Linked DNA regions of Homo sapiens: region 1 is linked to region 2. The links are chromatin loops, found by intact Hi-C in ENCODE. Cell type or tissue: prostate gland. All regions are shown on one strand. Each heading gives the region's core, and the rest is flanking DNA. Links, peaks and the distances in the headings are about the cores only.

What was found. Hi-C counts contacts between places; a loop is a spot of excess contacts. Peaks named below come from ENCODE experiments on the same cell type or tissue, not always from the same donor. Only the 100,000 strongest peaks of a DNase experiment are listed, where the experiment ranks them.
Region 1: a loop joins it to region 2, with 4 times the contacts of the local background. A loop is called at or near these places in 18 of 110 quality-filtered maps.

What each region holds. Positions count from the first base shown.
Region 1 is chr2:198,306,649-198,312,270 of GRCh38, forward strand. The region is part of intron 2 of LINC01923 (long intergenic non-protein coding RNA 1923); the gene reads right to left. Among named protein-coding and RNA genes, the nearest start is that of LINC01923, 66 kb to the right of the region's middle. RefSeq lists a silencer at 3,057-3,351. In prostate gland, for the core only: a CTCF peak has its summit at 3,244 (motif pointing right); a DNase peak (open chromatin) is centred at 3,206.
Region 2 is chr2:199,848,889-199,854,510 of GRCh38, forward strand. It overlaps FTCDNL1 (formiminotransferase cyclodeaminase N-terminal like), which reads right to left and starts at 2,304. Exons shown (of 5, transcript NM_001363886.2): 1 at 1,852-2,304; 2 at 1-81. The coding sequence starts at 74. RefSeq lists a silencer at 2,085-2,364 and an enhancer at 2,196-2,770. In prostate gland, for the core only: a CTCF peak has its summit at 2,508 (motif pointing right); DNase peaks (open chromatin) are centred at 1,863 and 2,333; H3K4me3 peaks cover 1,455 bases.

The DNA of each region.
Region 1 (5,622 bases), core at 317-5,316, 1.5 Mb before region 2:
TACCTCTGAACTTCTGTCACACATTCTATTTCAGTCTTGCTTATGGCTGCTGTTATCATCACCATTATTTTGTGCTACCACTTCCCAGGTTCTCCGTTACTCCAGATCTTTCTCTCAAAAACTCAGGCCTGATGGCCTCTGTTTTTCTTGAGTTCACTTCCTCTGTCAGTCCAGGATATCCTGTCTTCTTTCTTATCCCCTAATTCCAGCCCTACACACTCCCCAGGCACAGCCTTCCTGTGACCCTTGTCCCAGCCAGGCAGGCACCAGATCATTAACTTTAGATTTTCTGACCACTCCTCAAGGAAAGATGGAAGATCTTTTCCTTGGCTCCAGCTAGGGATGTGAACAGACACCTTCCCCACCCCCTGCAGCCCTCTCACTAATAGGTAGTCAGGATGGCAGCTTGCACCTAGGCATCTGGTGAATTCAATTCACTTCTCTCAAGTAATCACTCTGCAAGGGCCCACTGTGTGCCAGGCACTGGGCCATGTGCTTGGTAGGCAAAGATGAATCAACTAGGGGCTGATTATTATCACAGGATGCAATGCAAAGCAGCCTCCTGGAAGAGGCAGTGGTGAATTCTGCTGTGAGGGGTTGGCTGGGAAGGCTTTCAGACGCAGCAATGCTTGTACTGGATTTGCATGAGAAGGAGAAGAGAAGACAAGAGGAGACCATTCCAAGAAGCGGTAGCCACTTCTGTAAAGGCGTGTAGTAGTACACAATGGGGGTGTGGTTGAGGAAATACAAGTAATTATGTTTTAAAAGAATGACAGTGACAAAGGGGAGGCATAGTGACAGCCACCCAAAGGTTTAAGGGAGTGATGTGATTTGATTCCTCTGGCGAGAAGGTGGTGGTTGCACTGGGGAGAAGGGTGTGGGGAGGACTGGAATAAGGCTGACCAGAGAGGACACTGTCATAGGCAAAGGAGGTCACAGGCTAGAGAGTGACAGTAGAGAGGGGAGGAGGGGCAGATTCAGTGTAATGAGGGGTGCATGACCCACCTGGTACCTTGCAGTGAGGTTAGGGTGAGGCAAGCTCCTGCGGAATTAGAAAATCTCAGGCCATAGTTTCATTCAGGCCTGGAGAAGGTTGTAACATCTTAATCCTCAACTAATTCCCGCTTTGCCAGAACGCTATAACCTATTTATAAAAGTACCCTTGTCAAGGATACTTTTGACCTTGTTCTATGAGAAATACACACATGCATCCATATATATGCATACAGAGTATGTGTAAGATATATATATAAATATAAATATATATAATATTTATAAAACATATGGATTACGTATGCCAGGGTTCTCCAGAGAAACAAAGCCAAAAGGATGTGTGTGTGAGTGTGTGTGTTGTGTATGTGTGTGGAGAGAAAGAGAGTGTGTGTAAGAAATATTTATTATAAGGAATTGGCTCATGCCGTTATGAATATTGGCATTTTCAAAATCTGCTGTAGAATTCAGGCCTTCAACTGATTAAATAAGACTCGGCCACATTATGGAGGTTAATCTGCTTCATTCAAAGTTTATTTAAAAAAAAAAACCTTTGCAGCTACATTTAGACTAATGTTTGACCAAACAAATGGGCACTGTGGCCTAACCAGGTTGATACAAAATCACAGACACTTTGCTTTACCTTCTTCCCATGTTCCCCCACAAAAAGGTGAATTCTGGCTTTGTGTTTGTAATTTTGTACTTATCTGCAACTTTAGACTAATTCTCAGAGTCTGAAAGAATAAAGATGTTTTCTAAGAATAAAAGCATTATTTGTATATTTGCTTCTAACCCTATATTAAATATCTAAACTGCATTAATTCATTAAATGCATCTTTTTACTCATACCCTTTTCTTTAAGTATTTCTTATGTGCTATCCCATTAACAATGGATACAGTAAGAATTATCCCTGTTTTGCTGGTGATGATCTGTCCAAGGTCCCTGGCTGGTGCACACTTTGCTGTCAAACGTTCTTGTTCTACCTCACAGCAGCTTTTGCTGATTCCAGCGTAAAGTTGCTTCTGTTTGTTCTCAACAGTTGTCCATCTCGCTGATGACTTATGAGGTATTTATTTTGCCTTGCATCTTTTGGAAACTTCTGAAATAGTCCTTATTTGTCAGTTTGCCAGTCCCTTGCCTACGGAGTAAATTTTAATGAATTTACTTGGGGAATTTAATGATGCCTTTATTTTTAAATTTTTTAATTTTTCTTGAGACACAGGGTCTCACTCTGTTGCCCAGGTTGGAGTGCAGTGGCACAATCATGACTCACTGCAGCCTTGACCTGGGCTCAAGCCATCCTCCCACCTTAGCCTCCCAAAGTGCTGTATTACAGGCATGAGCCACCACGCCTGGCCCTAATTATGCCTTCAGGAGAAATAAAGCCCATGCCCCAGATGAACATGGTTATTTATCTGAATACAGTATAAATGTAAATTGGGTGGTTAGATTTTGATGAATGGTATTTGAACTAAATGTTAGTAATGAGAAATAGGGATAGGCCCAGATGATTTGTGATATAGATGCCAATTCATATTTTATGATATCTATACAAAACAAGGAAATAACCAAGGTGGATGCCTTATTAGATCAGAATTGGGGAAATTAACTTTAACACGCAATGTGACCTTTGTACTGTAATCACCAATGTACTAAGCTAATCTGCATGAAGTCATGTTTTGGGAATTTGCTTATATTTATTCATCTTTTTGGTGGAAATAGCAATGATGGTATTAACAATTGGTATCTCAAACAAAACTGTACAGATATAGTCATGGCAGAGAACATGCTTTATGGTTTGATTTGTAAAAATGTTTTACATAATATTTTTCAGTGGAAATCTGAGTTAAAAATTAATTTTTAAAGGATACCTAAGGGACCTACATTTTAGAACTAAAATGCTGAAGGATCAACAAATAAATATGAATACCTATTAACTATAAAAGCAAGAGAAAAAACTTTTCTCTATAATAATCTACAGAAAAAAGCTCAAATATTCAGGAAGTCAAATGGGTATAGAAATGTTTACTTAAAATTTGAAACCTTATAATATATATTTTAACCAAATAGTATTTTTACAATTGGTATAATTTATGTAGACAAAGGAGAGATTGATTTCTATCGAGTGCTCGCTTGCATTTTTGAGGGATTGAATTAGAGATGCCGTGGGGTGAATGGCTCGCAAATTCCACGAAAAAAACCTATCCCAAAATGGACACAAGAGGGCGCCAAAGATGCAGTAGCTGATGGAGATTTAATGGACGAATACTCTGGCACTTACAAATGAAGCCATGTTTATTTTATTCTGGGTAATATATTATGCACCTGCTTGTTTTATTTTTTAGACTGATTCGTGTCAAATGACTTTCCAGAAATATGACATGTGTACTGGATCCAGGCAGAACTAATCTTTCAATGTAGAAGTAGTACTATTTTGTACAAACTATATTCCATGATATAATGAAGTTTTACTTTATTGTACTCACTCTAAAGAGAATTAAGAGAATGTAACAAGATGGCACATACTTTTTCAAGCATTTTGTCTCTGTAACTCACTAGGAAACAGTTTTTGATTATGGGATATTTACCACACACACACACACACACACACACACACACATACCCATACATACAAATTCCTTTGTTACAGGAAAAGAGTAGTGAGTTTTTGTCTAGAGGATTCAGGGACTAATTTAGGGCTGAGACTTCCAGAAAAAAGAGGACACAAAATGATAACTGAAGGAACTAGAGTTTGCCGTGCATGAGGAAGAACTAAGTCATTTTGGTCCTATAAATGTTTGGCTTATATGTTATTTTGCTAGGGCTGCTATAAAGAAATACTTTTGTCATCACAAAATAAGCCAAAATGGGTGGCTTAAACAATGCTATTTAAATAAATAGCATTTATCTTCCCACAGTTCTGGAGGCCAGAAGTGCAAGATCAAGGTGTCAGCAAGATTGGTTTCTCTTGAGGCCGCTCTCCGTGGCTTGTAGATGCCCATCTTCTTATGATACCCTCACGTGGTCTTTTCTCAGTGCGCACGGAATCCTGGCATGTCTTCACATGTCCAAATTTCCTCCTCTTATGAGGACACCAGGGAGATTGAATAAGGGCCTACCCTAAAGGCCTTATTTTAACTTAAACACTTCTTTAAAGGCTCTAACTCAGTGGTCTCCAACCTTTTTGGCACCAGGGACTGGTTCTGTGGCAGAAAATTTTTCCACAAATGGGTGGGGTGGGAGGGGATGGTTTGGGGATGATTCAAGCATATTACATTTATTGTGCACTTTATTTCTATTATTACATTGTAATATATAAAGAAATAATTATACAACTCACCATAACATAGAATCAGTGGGAGCCCTGAGCTTGTTTTCCTGCAAGTAGATGGTCCCATCTGGGGGGTGATGGGAGACAGTGACAGATCATCAGTCATTAGATTCTCAAAAGGAGCACACAACCTGGATCCCTCACATGCGCAGTTCACAATAGGGTTGGCACTCCTCTGAGAATCTAATGCTGCTGCTGATCTGACAGGAGGAGGAGCTCAGGCGGTAATGCAAACAATGGGGAGCCGCTGTAAATACAGATGACACTTTGCTAGCTGCTCACCTCCTGTTGTGCAGCTCGGTTCCTAACTGGCCACACACTGGTACTGGTCTGTGGTAGGGAGGGGTGGGAAGTGGTTTAGGGACCCCTGCTTTATCTCCACATATGGTCTTATTCTTAGATAATGAAGGTTAGCGCTTCAACAGATACATTTTGGGGAGACACAGTCCAATCCATAACATCTTGGTTCCTTGCTTGTGTAAGTTTAGAATGGTGGAGGGCAATGGGCTCTCTCTCTTTCTGAGTTTACTGACCAGCTTTCAGTGAAACAAGCTCTGTGCCCTGCACACATCAGGTACTCAATATACATTTGTTGAGTGGGTGAATTTCTGCCTGGAAAAGTGACACATTTTACTTTGCTTAGCCTTGCCTGATATCTTCAGCTGCCTGACAGGTAATAATTAACTGTTGAAAGAAAGGCATAAATACTTCCTTTTAAACATTGACATTATGTCCATCTGGTGAAAGAAAAGGATAGAAGCAAATAAAGAGAGTTCAGGAAATGCTAAAATTTCTTTGAAATAATTTCATTGAAAATTAACAAGTTGATTATTGTGAAAACAGATTCCAATTTACACATAATGGCCAATCATCTAGTTTTCCTGGCCTCTGATGAAACCCTTCCTACCTAGAGTGATCTGCTTTTTACCCCACCATAATGGTTATGGAGGGCTTCTTAGGTTAATTTGCCTTTCAGACTTCAACCGCTTAAAGATAATACATTTAACTCAATTATAAGCTGTCGCCCTGTTCACAGTGCAATTTCTTCTGCCCTGGCATCCCTGCCCCAACACTTCTGCTGCTGTGCCCACCCCTCACTTAGGCTGCAATAACTGAGTTCTTTGCAATCGGACAACTTGTACGGGGTCTGCAAAACTCTAGCACAGAGGCCGGCAGGGGCAGTTAAAAATCAGAGTCTCCCATTTTCAGAATTGCTCTATTTCAGGATGAATTTCTGGCCACAAGAAGACAAAGTGAGGTCTCCTGGGTTGACCAGCTGAAAGTGGGTCAGAAGGCTGGG
Region 2 (5,622 bases), core at 459-5,458:
ATGTATTTTCTTCCGGCTTCTGAAACGTTTAGTAAACAGGCAGCCAAACGGAGCCCCACTCTGGAAGAAGACATGATTTTTCTGGAATAGGAGAAAAATTTTTATGTGTCTCTAGAGTTGATTCATATTTTCATGTTTTAACTATAAAAAAATCATAACTTTTTGGAAACGAAGCAGTCATAATATGAGCACTTTACTATTTCATTCCTAGAAAAATTCTAAAGCATAAAATCTCCAGATTGACTAAAATAAGAAACCATGTGTACATGGTCACATACATATAAACCTTGTAACGACACTGGAAAATACCTGGCAGGGTCCTCAGCGTGAATTTCATCATGTAAGTGAAAGTTTTTCATTAAAGTATGTTATCCCATTTTAAGCATAGTTTTCCTTAGCCTTATCCCTGTTTTCAAGGTCTGTACTATTTTACAAACAGGTATGTTTTTTTTGTTGTTAAACTAGACTTAGTGGGGAAATGCAGAAAAAGAAAATGAGGAAGATTATTTAATATGTGGATTCTTATAAAAGAAATTCTTGCAGCAAAAATGAAAGTGTCTACAGGCCATGCCATGGACATTATACAAATAAATAAGGAAGCCATTTGGATGGTTTACATGACAATTGTCTAAGTTCCTCCTTGTTCCACCAAAGTTTCTAAATCAGTTTAAAGTCTTTTTACAAAATTCTGTAACTTGAAAGATGATACATATTCTGATACATATTATTCAATAATATCAAAAATGTGATTTTTGTTGAAAATTAATTATACAGGTTTTGGAGGTTGCTTTGATACTTTTTAGTACTCTAGAATAGCATTTTTGACACATCTTTCCATACTTCAAATGATATTCATGATCTAAAGGAATTAAAACATCTTAAAATAATAAGAAAATAATTTCCCTCTTCAAGTTCAGGACCTCATAACTTTGGTCTCTTTTAAATACCATAACTAAAAATAGATGAGGCCCTCATGAATTCATTCAACAAATATTTAATGAGGGTCTTTTTCTGACAGGTAATGTTCCCTGTGTGAGGGATACCAACCACTGTTCCCTGTGTGAGGGATACCAACCACAGTGGTCTAACTCTGAGACACGCGTTAAACTTTAGAGTTTAAGCTAAAAGTGCTCTGGTGCAAATAATGGTGCTCTCCCTCAATAAATCCACTGGCTTGTTCGCCAGGATCATTCGTTGGCCTAATCATCTTAACCTAGAGAGAGCTCAGGCTTCGTAGCTAGCTCAGGTTTGCAGGCAGGTTTTCATATCATGTCCATCATCTCATCACTGAAAATTCATAAAAATTCTGTCATTAGGTTTTTCTAGATATTAATAACATTGTTGTAATAAAGCAACCCAGACCTCTCGTTTCTATGTAAACAAAAAATTGCTTTACACAAGGGGTGTGGGCGTCTTCTGGTTTTCATTTGTTTTCAGTGTGTTTATGCAGCTTAATTGTCTCATCAGGCACTTTCCCAACATAATTATGCTTTTTAACAAATGGTGTTTATGGCAACCCCTAACAGTGCAAAAGAAAGGATTAGTTTCATCCTCTCATTCCACATTTTGATTCCCTGTGGACAGCTAAATCACACAAAGATGGTGTTAGAAAAATTCACCTTCACAGCGAAGCTGAAATGAGCGGCAGTACCAGGCTCAGAAAGTGACCCAAACGCAAGCCCCCCAAAACACTCTGTGTTTGGGACAGGGAGATCCTAGTCCTCCCAGCTCATCCTTCAATTACCATTGGATGACCTCTGGTGATAGATTAAACACTCGGCCGTCCCCCGCCCCCGCGCCTCCCCACCCGCGGAGAACCTAGCCTAGCAAGTGCAAAGTGCAGCAGTTCACCTGCCCCCTGCGCACGCACCCCACCGGCACTTGGAGGCCGCAAGGACGCTCGCCAGGCTGCCGCAACGCGTGCTGGGGCCAGAACCCCGCTGCTGGGATTCCCTGCGCGGTGCCGACTAGGTTCCTGGGTGGAGTGTCCCAGGACCACGTGGGCTGAAAGGGAACCCGAAGTGACTCCCGGCCTCCCCACAGGTCTCGCGGGACGCAGCAGCGGCGAGGGCGCGGGGTTGTGGCGCCTGGGAGCGAGGGGCAGCCGGCGGCTGCGCTGCCCCGGCCGAGCTCTCGAACCAGCGGCCGCGCCTGCCGCTCTGCGGTTTGGGAGGGGAGCGGACCTGCGAGCGCCGAAGGGCGGTGGGGCAGGGCGACCGCCCAGCCCAAGTCGCCGCCGCGCGTGGCCCGCGCGCAGCCTCCGCCGCCGCGCGTGGCCCGCGCGCAGCGTCTGCCGCCGGCTCCGCCTCCCGGACGCCCGGAGCGCGCCCCACCCCAGCCGCACACCGACCGGGCTGGCTCTGCCTCTCCCTCCCTGACCCGGCACCACGTGCCTGGCGTCCTTGAACGCTTCAGATTTTTATCAGTGTTGCCTTTTCGTTTGCTCTTCCGTATCGCCAGACCCTCCACAATTCTCTAGTCAATTAATGACTTTAAAGGGGCATTGGCATCTAATGATCAGGTCTTTGCCTATTGATCATGCACCAGCAGGGGGCTCTTCTCTCGTTTCCTTGGAAGGGACACACGCACTCACACACACCCTTCTGGTAAATCCCCTCCTGGAGGATTAGTGCCCCCCGTGACTGTGAACTGGACCCACCCCGGGACAAAAGCAGTCCTTGCGCATACCCATTTAGTCAAAGTTACAACGAATATGAATCAGGCTTCCGCATTTCCTTTTTTTCTAGGCCACTCAACCTTGAAAACACATTTCGCTTCCAAAAAATCAGGACCTGCTTTTTTTTTTTTCGTGTAGCAAGGATTAAATGTCACCATTTTGATCCAATTTTGTTCCTGTAGTGAAATAATCACTAAATAACTACTTTGACGGAATAAATTAATTTTTAAATCTATTTTTTATTTTCTAATTATAATTTTTAAACACAGATTTGAGGAAATTAACATTTATGTGGACATTTGGTTTCTAGCCTAATGTGGCATAAAAATAAGTAACATAATGAGTGTTAAAAAAAATCAGGTTCATGATGCTTCTCACATCATCATCATTGTACTTAGATGTCACAACAGTATTATGTGCGATTATGTCAGATCCAGCCTTCTCCATCTCGGAGTGTTGGCAGGTAGGAGGGTTGTTGGCAAGAGGAGGGGTGTTAACCTCAGGATCCTGGATCCATTCCAAGGCTGGTAATTACATTCTGCCAGCCAAAATTCATCCCATAATTTTAATTGGATAAATCCTTTCTGGCCTAAGCTACTGCTATGCCTGTCAAACTGTTGCCACATTTCACCCCAGAGGTGTCTGTGTTTTAGTTGCAAGAATCAGTCCCTTTGAGGTTGGCTTATCTGTTTAAATCCTCAAAATGCACTGGGATCCTATGGAATTAAATATATATTTAGGTATTTTTTTCTACTAAATCTGCATAGAAGTGCATAAAGTAGATACATACCCATGTTATTACCTAAAGACCAATACCTATCTAATGTCAGCATTCACTAGATAATTTTGAGAGCTTTTTAATCAGACCAATATTCCTAACTTTCTTCATCTTCTCTTTTGAGAGCTTTTTTGGCCTCTAGCTTTAGCTTCCGTTTTCCAAAAAAAGTAATGTGGTGTCCAAATGTTCCTTCCATGGTAGGGCAAAGAACCAGAATCCCCTGTATTTCACCTTTCCAAACAATCGGATAATGATACTACTTGCCAAATGAGACAGCGTAATAACATTACATCTAATCTTATAATATTTCTCCAGAGAAAACAGTGTGACACCTGGGGGCTTCATGGTTCTAGCTGTAGAAACTGCCAGAAGGAAAGCTTTTCCCCCCACAGCTCCTAATCCTCTCTTTCTCCCGAGAGACTGTTCCTTACGGAGCTACAGGCTATGGGGGCATTAAGTAAGATAACATTTCTGAAAGCATCCCTTTCTCCACTCTACTCACTTCAAACCCAAATGGAGAGAAAGCAGGGCCCCAGTGTTCTTTGTGGGGGGCAGCATCCGGCCCCTGCCTGAGGAGGGTAAGCATGTATTTTTGGAAAATACAAGGAGACACATACCAACCTGTCCCATGAGAAGTTTAGCGATACGATTGAAAGTATTATTTTGTTCTCTTCAAGAATGGAAAGTTACCATCGGTTACTTTAGGTGTACCGCATGTACTCCTGCCCATTTCACTACATAAAAGAGCTTTATGTCACATTTCTGTGTGCATCTTAAGTCTCTCATTTTTATTTAACTTAGCATTCTTTGGAGGGAGTCTTCCTACTTTTTGAATTAATGTATTATTCTGACTCCTTGATTCTTCTGCTAAATTCACCTTGTGGGCATTAGTTCTTTTGCTCATTATGGTTCCTGTCCAGAAAGATATAAGCCCTGGAATAGAGCAACTGAAACTCCCATGGGTCAGTTCTATCTACGACAACTGCTGTTCTGTAACACTCCCATTGGCTTCCTGTTAGACAAAGAGGACACTTTTCTTTACCCTTTGTTTTCGTTTTTGCAAGCAGGGAGAACTTAGTTCTTGTAGGAGACTTTCCTGACCCAACTGAGCTGAAGAGGGTAAAAGGGAGAGGCTGTGCTCACTGTGGCCTCACAGATCTACCTGAGCCCACAGCCCAGGTGTTGGTTGAGCAGGGCCAGGATGAAGGTAAGGTCAGTGAGGCGTTCACCCTGGGCACAAAATGTAAGTAGGTGCCAAAAAACTCAGGGATGCGACATTTTTTAAAATAAAAATTAATGCAGAAAAGAAATGTGGTGAACAAAATATCAAAATCTTAAGTAAAGACAGGATCCGACCCTGCACTTGCCTCTCAACTCAGCCTCACTGACCTCACCCTGATCCTGGCCCTGGGATTGTCCGCTTGTGCCAACCTGTTTCTGATTGTAGGCCTGAGAGGAAACTGTGCCACTCCGCCCTGCCTGCATCCTTTCTTCTGCCCCACAAAATGGGCAACAAAACCAACAATGTCAAGGATAGAAATTTCCAGGCCAGTGGAGACATATAATTCATACTCTGTTCAAGAGTTTCTAGACCTCCATAGATAGGAGACAGCCAATTTATTTCAAAAGAAGGCAAGCCAGGCGCAGTGGCTCACACCTGTAATCCCAGCACTTTAAGGAGGCCAAGGCAGGCAGATCACTTGAGGTCAGGAGTTTGAGCCCAGCCTGGCCACCATGGTGAAACCCTGTCTCTACTAAAAATACAAAACTTGGCCAGGTATGGTGCTGCATGCCTGTGATCCCAGCTACTCAGGAGGCTGAAGCATGAGAATCACTTGAACCTGGGAGGTGGAGGTTGCAGTGAGCCAAGATTGTGCCACTGCCCTCCAGCCTGGGTGACAGAGCAAGACTCTGTCTCAAAAAAAAAAAGAGCTGGGCGCAGTGGCTCACGCCTGTAATCCCAGCACTTTGGGAGGCCGAGGTGAGCAGATCACAAGGTCAGGAGATCGAGACCATCCTGGCTAACACAGTGAAACCCTGTCTCTACTAAATATACAAAAAATTAGCCAGGCATGGTGGCGGGCGCCTGTAGTCCCAGCTACTCAGGAGGCTGAGGCAGGAGAATGGCGTGAACCCAGGAGGTGGAGCTTTGCAGTGAGCCAAGATT